Regions from separate parts of the Homo sapiens genome. Here region 1 is linked to region 2. Evidence: chromatin contacts called from ENCODE Hi-C or POLR2A ChIA-PET data. All regions are on one chromosome and are shown on one strand. Each heading gives the region's core, a stretch centred on a gene start or an enhancer-like site at or near the end of the contact. The rest is flanking DNA. Distances are from core to core; before and after follow the strand shown.

Region 1 (5,858 bases), core at 2,378-4,877, 210 kb after region 2:
CTCAAGAATAATGCCTTCAAAATATTGAACAATATTTTCAATGGATTTGTTTCTTTTTTAATTTTTATGGATACACAGTAAGTGCATATATTTATGGAGTACATGAGATGTTTTGATACAAGCATGAAATGTGTAATAACCACATCATAATCCAGCAATCCCACTGCTGGGTATACAAACAAAAGGAAGAAAATCAATATATAGAAGAGATATCAGCACTCCAGTGTTTGTTGCAGCACTGTTTACAATAGCTAAGATTTGGAAGCAACCTAAATGTCCATCAACAGATGAATGGATAAAGAAAATGTGGTACATATATACAACGGAGTACTATTCAGCCATAAAATATTTTCAAATTATCATGGGTTTATTGCAGCATAACCCCATTGTAAGTTAAGGAGCATCTATATATAATATCATATATTATGTATTGTATATTATTACATGTGATAAAAGTAAGTTTAAATAGAAGAATCTACAGGAAAATCTAAGGCTGCTTATTGGCAATATTAGTGAAGGTTCTAGAAAGCATAGTTAGCAAACTCAAGCTGACCCCTTAAACTAAGACAAATATATAGGCACAGTTTAGAAATTCCACAAGAGACTATAAGGATAGTAAGTGTGGGAATGTTTACTCTGGGGTCCAAAGAGGAGAAGGAGTTCCTGGCATCTGGAGGCCCAGAGAGCATTGCAGATAGAAGTTGCAATTTATTTGGAGGTACTCACAGAGCCCGTGGTGACCTGCAGGTCACCTGCAATGAAGGAGCAGGTGGGAACCAGAATAAATATCTCGACCTCACTCACTTCCCCCTCACCTGCTGGTGCTTCCTATTTTCTGAACCCAAGCAGATTCTATGGGACAAAAGAGGCTATTGATACAGTACATAGTCATGAATCTCTTAGGACACAGAGTATAGAATGGACCTAGAGAGGCCGAAAGGAGATCTCCAGCACATTGGCCCACATAAACAAAGGGCTGGAGGAAAATTCTGAACAAACATGAGGCGGCCAATATTTTTATATATTCTCCTTTCAATTACTATTGTGTGCTATTTATTTCAGTATTTATTTATTTGTAGCATTAGATACTCTCCTTTTTGTTCTCAGAATCCTCTTAGAATCATTTTGAATTTTTTTGTATTCTTTTAGACAGCCCAAGAATTATAATGCTGATAAAAAATCATTTGGACTAATATACTGTGAAATATAATCTAGTATGTTTGCACTGAGAATTGAAATGAGAATAAAAAAGTAATGGAATAATCACCAGGCATATTCTTAGTTTTCTCATAATTTTAGAGTATTCTCTCTGTAAGGCCAAAAGTAAAATGAAAGAACATTTTATATGCTAGGGGTATTCTTCTATGTGGTTTATAAGATTCATGGGTATTAAGGAAAACTTTGGGCTTTCCAAAGCTTTAATTAATATTGTAATTCAAAAAGATCAATATGATAATGCATAGTAAGATATATCCAATTTTATAGGAAACATTAGAAATAATCAAGAAAAGTCACTAACTTTTCATCCTTTACATTCTTTTATTGTAAAAGAAATCAAAGCTCCCTGAAGAAATGATTTTGAACTCAGAGGTATACAAATAGAGATATAACAAAAATATCTTGAAAACTTAGTTAGCACAATAGCTCATGTTCAAGAAATGTAGCTGATTTGACTTTCACGTATACATAATGCTCAAATGGCACTTGCTGATTTAGCCTGTATTTAATGAGCATCTAATTATTATGTTGTCTAATTCATATCAGGAGCTCAATAAAAGAAGGTTGAATCAAGGAACATTGGCTTGTAGGATGAGCATGACTGACATCTAGTGGTAAAAATAAATACTTTTTTGTAAAATTTATTTATTTATTTTGTAATTTCAACTCTTAGATTTAGGGGCTACATGTGTGGGTTTGTGACATGGGTAGATTGTGTGATTCTGAAGTTTGGGGTATGAATGATCCCATCACCCACTGATATGGTTAGGCTCTGTGTTCCCACCCAAATCTCATCTTGAATTGTCCGCATAATCCCCACATTAGGGTTGGGACCTGTTGGGAGGTGATTGGATTGCAGGGTTGGTTTCCCCCATGCTGTTCTCATGATAGTGAGTTATCATGAGATCTGATGTTTTTTTAAGTGTTTGACAGCTCCCCCTGCACGGGCATTCTCTTTCTCTCTCACCTGCTGCCCTGTAAGATGTGCCTCTTCCCCTTCCGCCATGACTGTTAAGTTTACTGAGGCCTTCCCAGCCATGTGGAACTGTAAGTCAATTAAATCTCTTTTCTTTATAAATGACCCAGCCTCAGATATTTACTTATAGCAACGTGAAAATGAACTAATATACGCAGGTGGTAAGCATATTACCCTATAAGTAGTTTTTCAACCCTTGTCCTCGGCCTCTCTCCCACCTTTAGTAGTCCCCAGTGTCTGCTGTTCCCATCTTTATGTCCATGTGTACCAATAAATACATTTCCTGAACAAATAAATGACAGTCATTTAAATGAACAATCTAATGAACTAAAAAGGTAAATAACTTTTTCTACTGAATATTTATTTATGTTATTGAACACCAAAAATTCTACTTCAAATAAGGAATAGAAATAATGTCCATTTAATAATATTTAGATATATTGTCAAACACTCTGCTGTTCTAGTCAAATGCATGATCTCACTTACTCTGAAAAAAAAAGTGTGAAATGTGTTTTGTCATTTCCGTCAGCCTTGTGAATCTATAAGAAGGAACAAGAAGCTGATAGAGGTTAAGAAATGTTTTCCCAGCTACAGAATCTAAGAAAAAAATATTTAAATTTATGTTGCCTAACTCCAAAGTGTTAACTTCAGAGATAATGTTGTAAAAGATTTGTGAAAATGCATAGCCAGTGTTAATGTATTAATTAATTTCTAACAAGTAAGTGTTGAGCACCTTCCAGACATTACCTTATTATACTGTTACAATATTGATATAATTTTTTCTCATTTTCCATTTGAGAAAACCAAGACTTAGAATGGCAAATGTAATTGAACAAGATCACAGAATAAGAGAATCAAAAGATCATGTTCTTAATCTGTAGGTTAAACTGCTTTTCTTTCTGTATATATATATATTCATTTTGATATTTCTATTAATATTATGTATCGTGTTAGATGCATTACACACTCACAAAAATCATGGAATGTAATTCTTGTAACAGATATATCTCATGAATTGGAAACTGAAGTTAGAATTCTATCTCTGCCATTTATTAATGTACATATATTTCAGAGATGACTTTAAGGCGATGCTGGGTTCCTTCTTACAGGGCTCTTTTCTTGCCTCTCTGTCAAGAGTAACTAATCACCTGATACCACAGTCAGATTTAAGGTGTAAGTGTGAGGTCATTATGCCTCTAACTGAATAGACCCCTGGGACCTGTGCAGGGAATGTACCCACTAGAGGATGCACAGATCATCAGCAAGCAGAAGGTATCTCTGACAAGATAACCTAGAGCCCTATCCTCAGGAGTAGGGAAATTTTCTGTTTTCTCTCCAGGTCCAGTGACACAGCCCACACTTTAGGGAAGCCCTTCCCAGGGGACAAGAATTCTCATATAACTCCTTGGCTCTGAATAGTAAGAACTATGTCGCATACAGGTTGCAGTCTGGGGTATCCGGTCCTTCACAGACAATTTCTCAGATGCGGGGCAGAGGTAGGTGAGTCAGCTCCTGGTTATGCTGAAAGAGGGTCCTCAATGACAGTAACTAAAGTGATTTGTGGGATGATGGAGCTCCAGTGACTCGGCCAGAGTCTCTGTAGATAGGGCCATCTTCTAAGGAAGTAGCAAGAGAAAGAGATAGTAGTTAAGAAAAACCCAAATTCATAGCTGTAGTCAAGAACAGACTATTACTTAAGGACATGATAAAGGAAGAAAAGCAGTAAACAAACTTCAAAGAGCATTCTGAGAGTTAAAGGAAAAGAGAAGGATAAGTGTTTTAAAATTAAAAAAAAAAGAGCATTTCATGAAGATGAGAAGGATGTTAACAGATCATTCCCTGGTTATAGCTGTGTGGTCTGCTTTTCAAGACCTATGCACCTATGACTAGTTGTTAGGAATCTCAGATGCTGAAACCTCAAATTTTCACCCGTCCCTGGAATTGCCCTCAGATCCAAGGAACTGCCTCATCTGAGGTCATGTCGCATCACACAGTGTGGCCCATTGCCAACAACTAGATAATATAGAAATACAAAAAAAATAAAAAAGGCTTACTTTTTTTGTGTGTGTGGGACAACTTAGAGAGATCAAACCATCTCCAGAGCTTCATATCGTATCATTTGAGGCTTCAGATGTAACTACATGATAAAGAAGTTTGTCTTCTGATCCAATCCTACCTTCCTGGCTTCTTTATAAGCATATTTTCCCAGAGCCTTTCTCAAAAATCTTTCTGCCCGCCATTCTCTATCTCAGATATGTTTTTAGGAATTCAATCTAAAATACTATATATAACAATAGGGAAGATTATTATTTGCACTCAACTTTCAATAGCCATTTGTGGATCCTGGCATTAAAAAAATCATGTTATCATGGAGATAAATATGACACTAGTTTTGCCTTCAAAGAAATTATAACCTAGTGGTAGATATTCGCCAGTGGTTCTCAAATTGGAATAAGCATCAGAATCACCTGGAGGGCTTTTTAACAGATTACTGGACCCCTCTTCAAGAGCTTCTGATTAAGGTGGTCTTAGTTAGTGTCCAAGAAATGTCATTTATAACAAGTTACCAGGTGATGCTGATGCTATTGGTCCAGGGAACTCATTTTGAAAACCGCTGATAACTCACGTAACAGAAAGATAGATTGGCCTTTGGAAAAATAGGAAAAAAAAGAATGGATAATCTTGAAATAAGCAGATTGAGGCAGGCTATGTAGATTGTATGTTAATAAATCTAGGCTATGTACTATAGTGGTGACTAAAGCTAGACAGGAAAGTCTCCTCATAAGAGGAAATATGAAGAAAGACATAGAGAAGAAAGCATGCAGAAAGTTTGAAGTGCAGTTTGACTGCAGTGTGGAGATGATAATACTGTAAAGATAGGTTAAAATTAATGTTTAAGATTCTTCACTGCATTTTATGGAATAAAGACTTTTTTCATAAGGATATGGAGCACTACTGAAATTTTATTCTTATGGCTCAGGGGTCGGTGCCCTTTTTCTATAAAGAGAGAGAGAGTTAATATTTTTAATATTTTCCTGCCATGAGATCTCAGTCACAACTCCTCAGATCTTCCATTGTAGATTAAAAGCAGCCACAGACAATACATAAATGAATGAGAATAATTTTGCCCCAATAAAATTTAATTTACAAAAACAAATGGTGGGCCAGATTTGGTCCATGGGCCATAGTTTGTGTTCTCAGAAAATACTTATGATAATCTGATTTCAAAAATTATTTTAATTGCGGACTCAATGTAAAGAAAAGATTGCTTTAGACTTTGAGTGTAGAAATGTTTTACTTCACTGACAAGAGAACCACTACACATTTTTTTCAGTTGTTGTGTTTAATTATGAAAAGATTGCTAAGGCCATGGTGAATTAAATGGCTGTGACAATGTCAGGAAATTCAAAGTCCTACACCAAAATTACTTTAAGTGAACAATACAATTCTCCAAAGCTAATATTTTAGAAAATAAAATTCTTGTAACAAGCACTGTCTTAAGGTGAAAAATAATAGCTGTTGGATTTGAAATTGCATATCACAAAAGAAAAGCTGGATTTATATTCACAGGAAACAGTGAAAATATAAAATTAAACATAAATTTTGTTCCTTTGGCTGATTTTTCTCCATTGCACTCTTAATTCTACCAAATTTAGGTATTCTT
Region 2 (6,106 bases), core at 2,797-5,296:
GGTTCTGAGGAGTCTCATCCTGAAAGTTTGCCAAGGACATTTATTGGAGCCTAAAGGTGTAGACATGGTGTAGAGGGTGATGATAGAGAAATACTCAGTGGACCACACATGTTGGATACTTGAAAACTAGAAGCACAGAGGCAGTGGATATCAGTCTTGAGAGAGAAGTCTCAAAATATTAGATGAGATGATTCTGTTCCCGGAACAAACGGAGGGTCGGCTGCTGCTTCTTGCGGCCCAATAACGAGATGCAGATTTACTGGGAAAGAAGCGAATTTTTATTTCTGCGTACAGGGAGAAGGCCTAGAAAATATCTCCAGACCAACTCAAAATTACAAAGTTTTCCAGAGCTTATATACCTTCTAAGCTATACGTCTACGTATAGGTGTGCATTATTCATCTAAAAACATAAGTGATTAACTTCTTCAAATCTATAACTAAGGTCTGAGTTTTAAGACCTTCCTCTGGTGCCTCAGTAAATTTACCTAATCTAGATGGGTCCGGGTGCTGGGGTGATTACCCTTATCTTGTCTCTCCTGCTAAATCATTAAGGTTTGCGGAGTTCCTTCAGACCCTCAATAAACTTGTTTGTGGAGGCCTGGGAGTTCCTTCAGACCCCCATAAAACTTGTTTAATCCTAAACAGGTCCTAATCGATTCCTTCGTTATCTTGTCATGCTTCAAGGCCCAGGAAAGGCCTGGGCAAAACTCTCAGTGGGCTTCTGTTACATTCCAGCCTTTGTATAAGGGCACTGGCTCTATCAGCTTTTAATATTTTTTTTTCTTTTTTGAGACGGAGTCTTGCTCTGTCGCCCAGGCTGGAGTGCAATGGCACAATCTCGGCTCACCACAACCTCTGCCTCCCAGGTTCCAGTGACTCCTCTGCCCCAGCCTCCCGAGCAGCTGGGACCACAGGCACGCACCACCACACCCGGCTAATTTTTGTATTTTTGGTACAGATGGGGTTTCACCATATTGGCCAGTCTGGTCTCCAACTCCTGACCTTGTGATCCACCTGCCTCGGCCTCCTAAAGTGCTGGGATTACAGGCGTGAGCCACCGTGCCCGGCTTCAGCTTTTAATATTTAACTTAACCAGACGGGTGTGGTGGCTCACGCTTGTAATCCTAGTACTTTGGGAGGCCAAGGCAGGCGGATCACCTGAGGCTGGGAGTTCAAGACCAGCCTGGCCAACATGGTGAAATTCTGTCTCTACTAAAAATACAAAATGAGCTGAGCTTGGTGACAGGTGCCTGTAATCCCAGCTACTTGGGTATTCTTTCCACATGCTTCTCCTGCTCTTCGTATCTCACCTAAGCTCTGCTTTTGGGGGGCAGATACGGCCCACGGAGAGGGAGGAGCAAGGTTAATGATTTTTAAGAAAATCCAGTAGTTCCCTGAGTCTGGACTTGGTGCCCTAGTAGAGGCAAACAGATGCTGTCACCAGGGAAGCCCTGATGAAATGACTGGGAAAGTTATTTTTCTTAACGTTTTTCTTTATTCCCTTTATGTATAGACAAAGTTGCTTAAGAAGAAGCCAGACTGCCCAGCATGGTCCAGATCTTGACCCCTGACCAGATCCAAGGGGGAAATTAGACCCCCGAACCAGCGTATATACTGGAACTGACAATCCCTAATTGCCTTTAGATCATTAACATATCACTAGAGTGTTAAGTTACCCCCTCCCCCACACGACACCAAACAAGAAAATCTCCACCATTTTGTGTGCCTGGGTTGTATTGAGAGGTGACAGCATGCTGGCAGTCCTTGCAGCCCTCACTCGCTCTTGGCGCCTCCTCTGCCTGGGCTCCCACTTTGGCGGCACTTGAGGAGCTCTTCAGCCCACCGCTGCACTGTGGGAGCCCCTTTCTGGGCTGGCCAAGGCCGGAGCTGGCTCCCTCAGCTTGCAGGGAGGTGTGGAGGGAGAGGGGCGAGCGGGAACCGGGGCTGCGCGCCGCGCTTGTGGGCCAGCTGGAGTTCCGGGTGGGCGTGGGCTTGGTGGGCCCCGCACTCGGAGTGGCCGGCCGGCCCCGCTGCCCCGGGCAGTGAGCGGCTTAGCACCTGGGCCAGCAGCTGCTGTGCTCAATTTCTCGCCGGGCCTTAGCTGCCTCCCCGCGGGGCAGAGCTCAGGACCTGCAGCCCACCATGCCTGAGCCTCCCCACGACCCCTTGGGCTCCTGTGCTGCGCGAGCGTCCCTGACGAGCACCGCCCCCTGCTCCACGGCGCCCAGTCCCATCACCACCCAAGGGCTGAGGAGTGCAGGTGCGTGGCATGGCACAGGACTGGCAGGCAGCTCCACCTGCGGCCCGGTGCAGGATCCACTGCGTGAAGCCAGTGGGGTTCCTGAGTCTGGTGGGGACTTGCAGAACCTTTATGTTTAGCTAAGGGATTGTAAATGCACCAATCAGCACCCTGTGTCTAGCTCAGGGTTTGTGAATGCACCAATCGACACTCTATATCTAGCTACTCTGGTGGGGACTTGGAGAAACTTTATGTCTAGCGAAGGGATTGTAAATACACCAATCGGCACTCTGTATCTAGCTCAAGGTTTGTAAACACACCAATCAGCACCCTGTGTCTAGCTCGGGGTTTGTGAATGCACCAATCGACACTCTGTATCTAGCTACTCTGGTGGGGATGTGGAGAATCTTTGTGTCTACACTCTGTATCTAGCTAATCTAGTGGGGACTGGAGAACTTTTGTGTCTAGCTCAGGGATTGTAAATGCACCAATCAGTGCCCTGTCAAAACAGACCACTCGGCTCTCTGTAAAATGGACCAATCAGGAGGATGTGGGTGGGGCCAGATAAGAGAATAAAAGCAGGCTGCCTGAGCCAGCAGTGGCAACCTGCGCTGGTCCCCTTCCACACTATGGACGCTTTGTTATTTTCCTCTTTGCAATAAATCTTAATACTGCTCACTCTTTGGGTCCACACTGCCTTTATGAGCTGTAACACTCACCGCGAAGGTCTGCAGCTTCCCTCCTGAGCCAGCGAGACCACGAACCCACCAGAAAGAAGAAACTCTGAACACATCCGAACATCAGAAGGAAGAAACTCCGGACATGCCGCCTTTAAGAACTGTAACACTCACTGCAAGCGTCCGCGGCTTCATTCTTGAAGTCAGTGAGACCAAGAACCCACCAATTCCGGACACAGTATGAAGACATGTGTTTATAAACAGAGGTGGCACAACTGGAGTTCCACCCTATAGGCTAACACTCCTTTCTCTCCCCGTACTCAGTTCTTTTAAAGCCAATGCTTTCCACTGTTTTGGGGGAGGGGGCTTTAGAGAAGGAGCTCTCTTACTCTCCACTCCTAGCAAGAAATAAAACCTGCTTGCCTTTTTTCCCATTATCTTTGTAACCAATATGAACTAGGGAAAGAACTCCATTTACAGTGACAATGACAGGACTACAGAACTGGACAGCTGTCACACCATGAAGGCTGATGTCACAGAGCCAGGCCAAGGTGATGAGAACTGACCTGTAGAGTTATGCAGAAACACTACATTAGTAAACTAATAGGCATTAAATCATTAGGATTCCAAGGCCCCTGTCTTTGCCCTTGTTGTTGGGAGAAGACACTGAAAGAGAGAATTCTGGCTCTCTACAGCAAAGTTCAATTAAAAAGTATAGAGTAGGGAGGGGATGGGGAGAGAGTCAGCATGGAAAAATAACCAGCCTTCGGGAAACAAAGCCCTTCACTTTAAAGCTCTCCCTTCTTTCAAATCTGCCTGCCCGCCAGGCGGCTCTGTTCCCCTCAGTCAGCTCTGGCAGCAAGAAGTCTGTGAACTGTGTCTTTTCCCCACCCCCGCACAGCTTTTCAGATAAGTTAAACTCACCAAGGTAAATACAGTTTTGTCCCAAAGACTTCCTACTTCTGCCCTCCACAAAATCACTCAATACACCTTCAGACACCAGTGCAGAAGTGGTGATTCTGGGGAGAAGAGTGAAGACAGGCCAGGGAAGACGTGGTTAGGATTCACTCACCAATCCACGGGCCTGATCTGCACAAAGGAATTTTCCTAGAGGAACCGCAGGAAATTCTTGCTCACACTCAGGGCAGGAAAGTGAAAGATAAACTATGGGCCAATGGCATTTCTCCACGTAGGGCCTGGTGAGTCCCGCCCTCTGAATGAATCAGCCGGGCCGTGTAGCTGTGCTGTTCACAGGAGGAGCCGTGGGAACTAGAGGCATTCCCACTCAATCTCCCTTTTCTCTTGAGTCTCAGGATCTTGTTATCATGCCACTTCTTCTGACATAGTTTCAGATTAACCCAGCCAAGTATTAAAAATTAGAAAAGGTGCCCTTTTTCGAAATTCTTCCAATGTGCTCCTCTTGCTCCTGATCTCACAGCTGAGTTCTGCTTCTGGGTGACAGATATGGCCCAAAGAGAAGGAAGAACAAAGTTAATGATTTTTAGAGAATTGCAGTAGATTTCTGGTCTGGACTTAAAAATCTTATAGGACCTATGAACAGAAAAGGAGCTGCAGGTAGGAGAGATGTCATATTATTAAGACTCCGAAACCCAGAGAGGACAGGATGCTAGAAATTTATCTGGAGAGGGCCGGGCGCGGTGGCTCACGCCTGTAATGCCAGCACTTTGGGAGGCTGAGGCGGGCGGATCACAACGTCAGGAGATCGAGACCATCCTGGCTAACACGGTGAAAACCCATCTCTAATAAAATAAAATAAAATAAAATAAAATAAAAAATTAGCCGGGCATGGTGGCGGGTGCCTGTGGTCCCAGCTATTCCGGAGGCTGAGGCAGCAAAATGGCGTGAACCCGGGAGGCGGAGCTTGCAGTGAGCAGAGATCGCGCCACTGCACTCCAGCCTGGGCGACAGAGTGAGACTCCGTCTCAAAAAAAAAAAAAAAAAAAAAAAAAAAAAGAAGTTTATCTGGAGAGCGATAAAGAAATACCACATTATTTCTTTCAACTATTCACTTTCAAAGAACTCTCCAACTTCCCGCTGTTGTCTTTTCCAAAGTATCTATTGCATCCCTGAGCAGGGCCAGGCCTTCCTCTCTCTTCTCTTCTGGTTACTATGCAAAACTGGTCCAAAAGGCTGAACTGTGGTCCATGTACCATAGCCTCCCTTCTAAGCTTTCCCTTACTGGAACATCTCAGGAAGTCCACACTGGAACTAGGATCATTGGTAGAGAGGAGTATTTAGTTTGAAAATGAAAATGCCTCAGGAGAAGGCAATGGGGAGCACTGCAGTGGGCAGCCTGTTATCACTTAATTCCATCATCAGTAACCTCATACCCCCTCCACACTGTACCCCCGCAGCTTTCTGTTTCATGAAATCAGGTAGGGGGCTTTTGCATTTTGTTCTTTATTGTCTCAGATTTACTAGAATATGGTGTATATAAGGAGTAATATTTAAATAGATATGAAGATATATAGCTATTAATCTAATTTTAATTGAATATCTTGATGTCACATTTCTGTTCTATTCTTGCTGTAAAGATAACTGCTGTGTCACCTAGTTTAATTCAAATATTCTTCTGGCATTAGTAATAATTATGTGGCAGTAATAATTATAGTAATAATTATAATAATTAGTATTATTAATAATTACAATTATTAATAGTTACAATTATAATTAATATTACTAATTGTTATTTAGTAATAATTATGTGGCATTAGTAATAATTATGTAATGATTACATTTGCAGTGGCTCACACCTGTAATCCTCGCACTTCGGGAGACCAAGGCGGGTGGATCACTTGAGGTCAGGAATTTGAGACCAGCCTGACCAACATGGTGAAACCTCATCTCTACGAAAAATACAAAAATTAGCCAGGTGTAATGGCAGATGCCTGTAATCCCAGCTACTCAGGAGGGTGAGGAAGGAGAATTGCGTGAACCCGGGAGGTGGAGGTTGAAGTGAGCCGAGATCATGCCACTGCACTCCAGCCTGGGCAATAGAGTGAGACTCTGTCTCAAAAAAAAAAAAAAAAAAAAAAAAAAAAAAAAAAAAAAAAAGTAATTATGTAAATTTTTAAACAAATTTTAAACGATTTTTTAAAATATCCTCTCTGTTTTCTTCCTAAGTATTATTCAGACTCTAACCATATTTACTCTTATTTTGCTCTTTTTC

Evidence for each region. A loop is a pair of places that touch in the nucleus more often than their neighbours do. ChIA-PET counts read pairs that join two places held with the same protein, here RNA polymerase II (POLR2A). Pooled maps may share reads with other maps.
Region 1: a loop to region 2 is called in a map of B cell, with 30 times the contacts of the local background. The contact joins the promoter of OR52E5 here to the promoter of TRIM5 in region 2. A Hi-C loop is called at or near these places in 3 of 168 maps with a recorded cell type or tissue (B cell, K562 and naive thymus-derived CD4-positive, alpha-beta T cell), 7 of 37 single-sample maps with no recorded cell type and 12 of 50 pooled maps. POLR2A ChIA-PET finds 5 or more read pairs at or near these places in 2 of 52 experiments (WTC11 and activated naive CD4-positive, alpha-beta T cell).

Annotation. Positions count from the first base shown.
Region 1 is chr11:5,889,581-5,895,438 of GRCh38, forward strand. OR52E5 (olfactory receptor family 52 subfamily E member 5) reads left to right here and starts at 3,628. Exons shown (of 3, transcript NM_001005166.5): 1 at 3,628-3,690. All of the region lies in intron 2 of LOC112268071 (a long non-coding RNA gene), which reads right to left.
Region 2 is chr11:5,681,028-5,687,133 of GRCh38, forward strand. TRIM5 (tripartite motif containing 5) reads right to left here and starts at 4,047. Exons shown (of 8, transcript NM_033034.3): 1 at 3,841-4,047. RefSeq lists an enhancer at 3,805-4,054.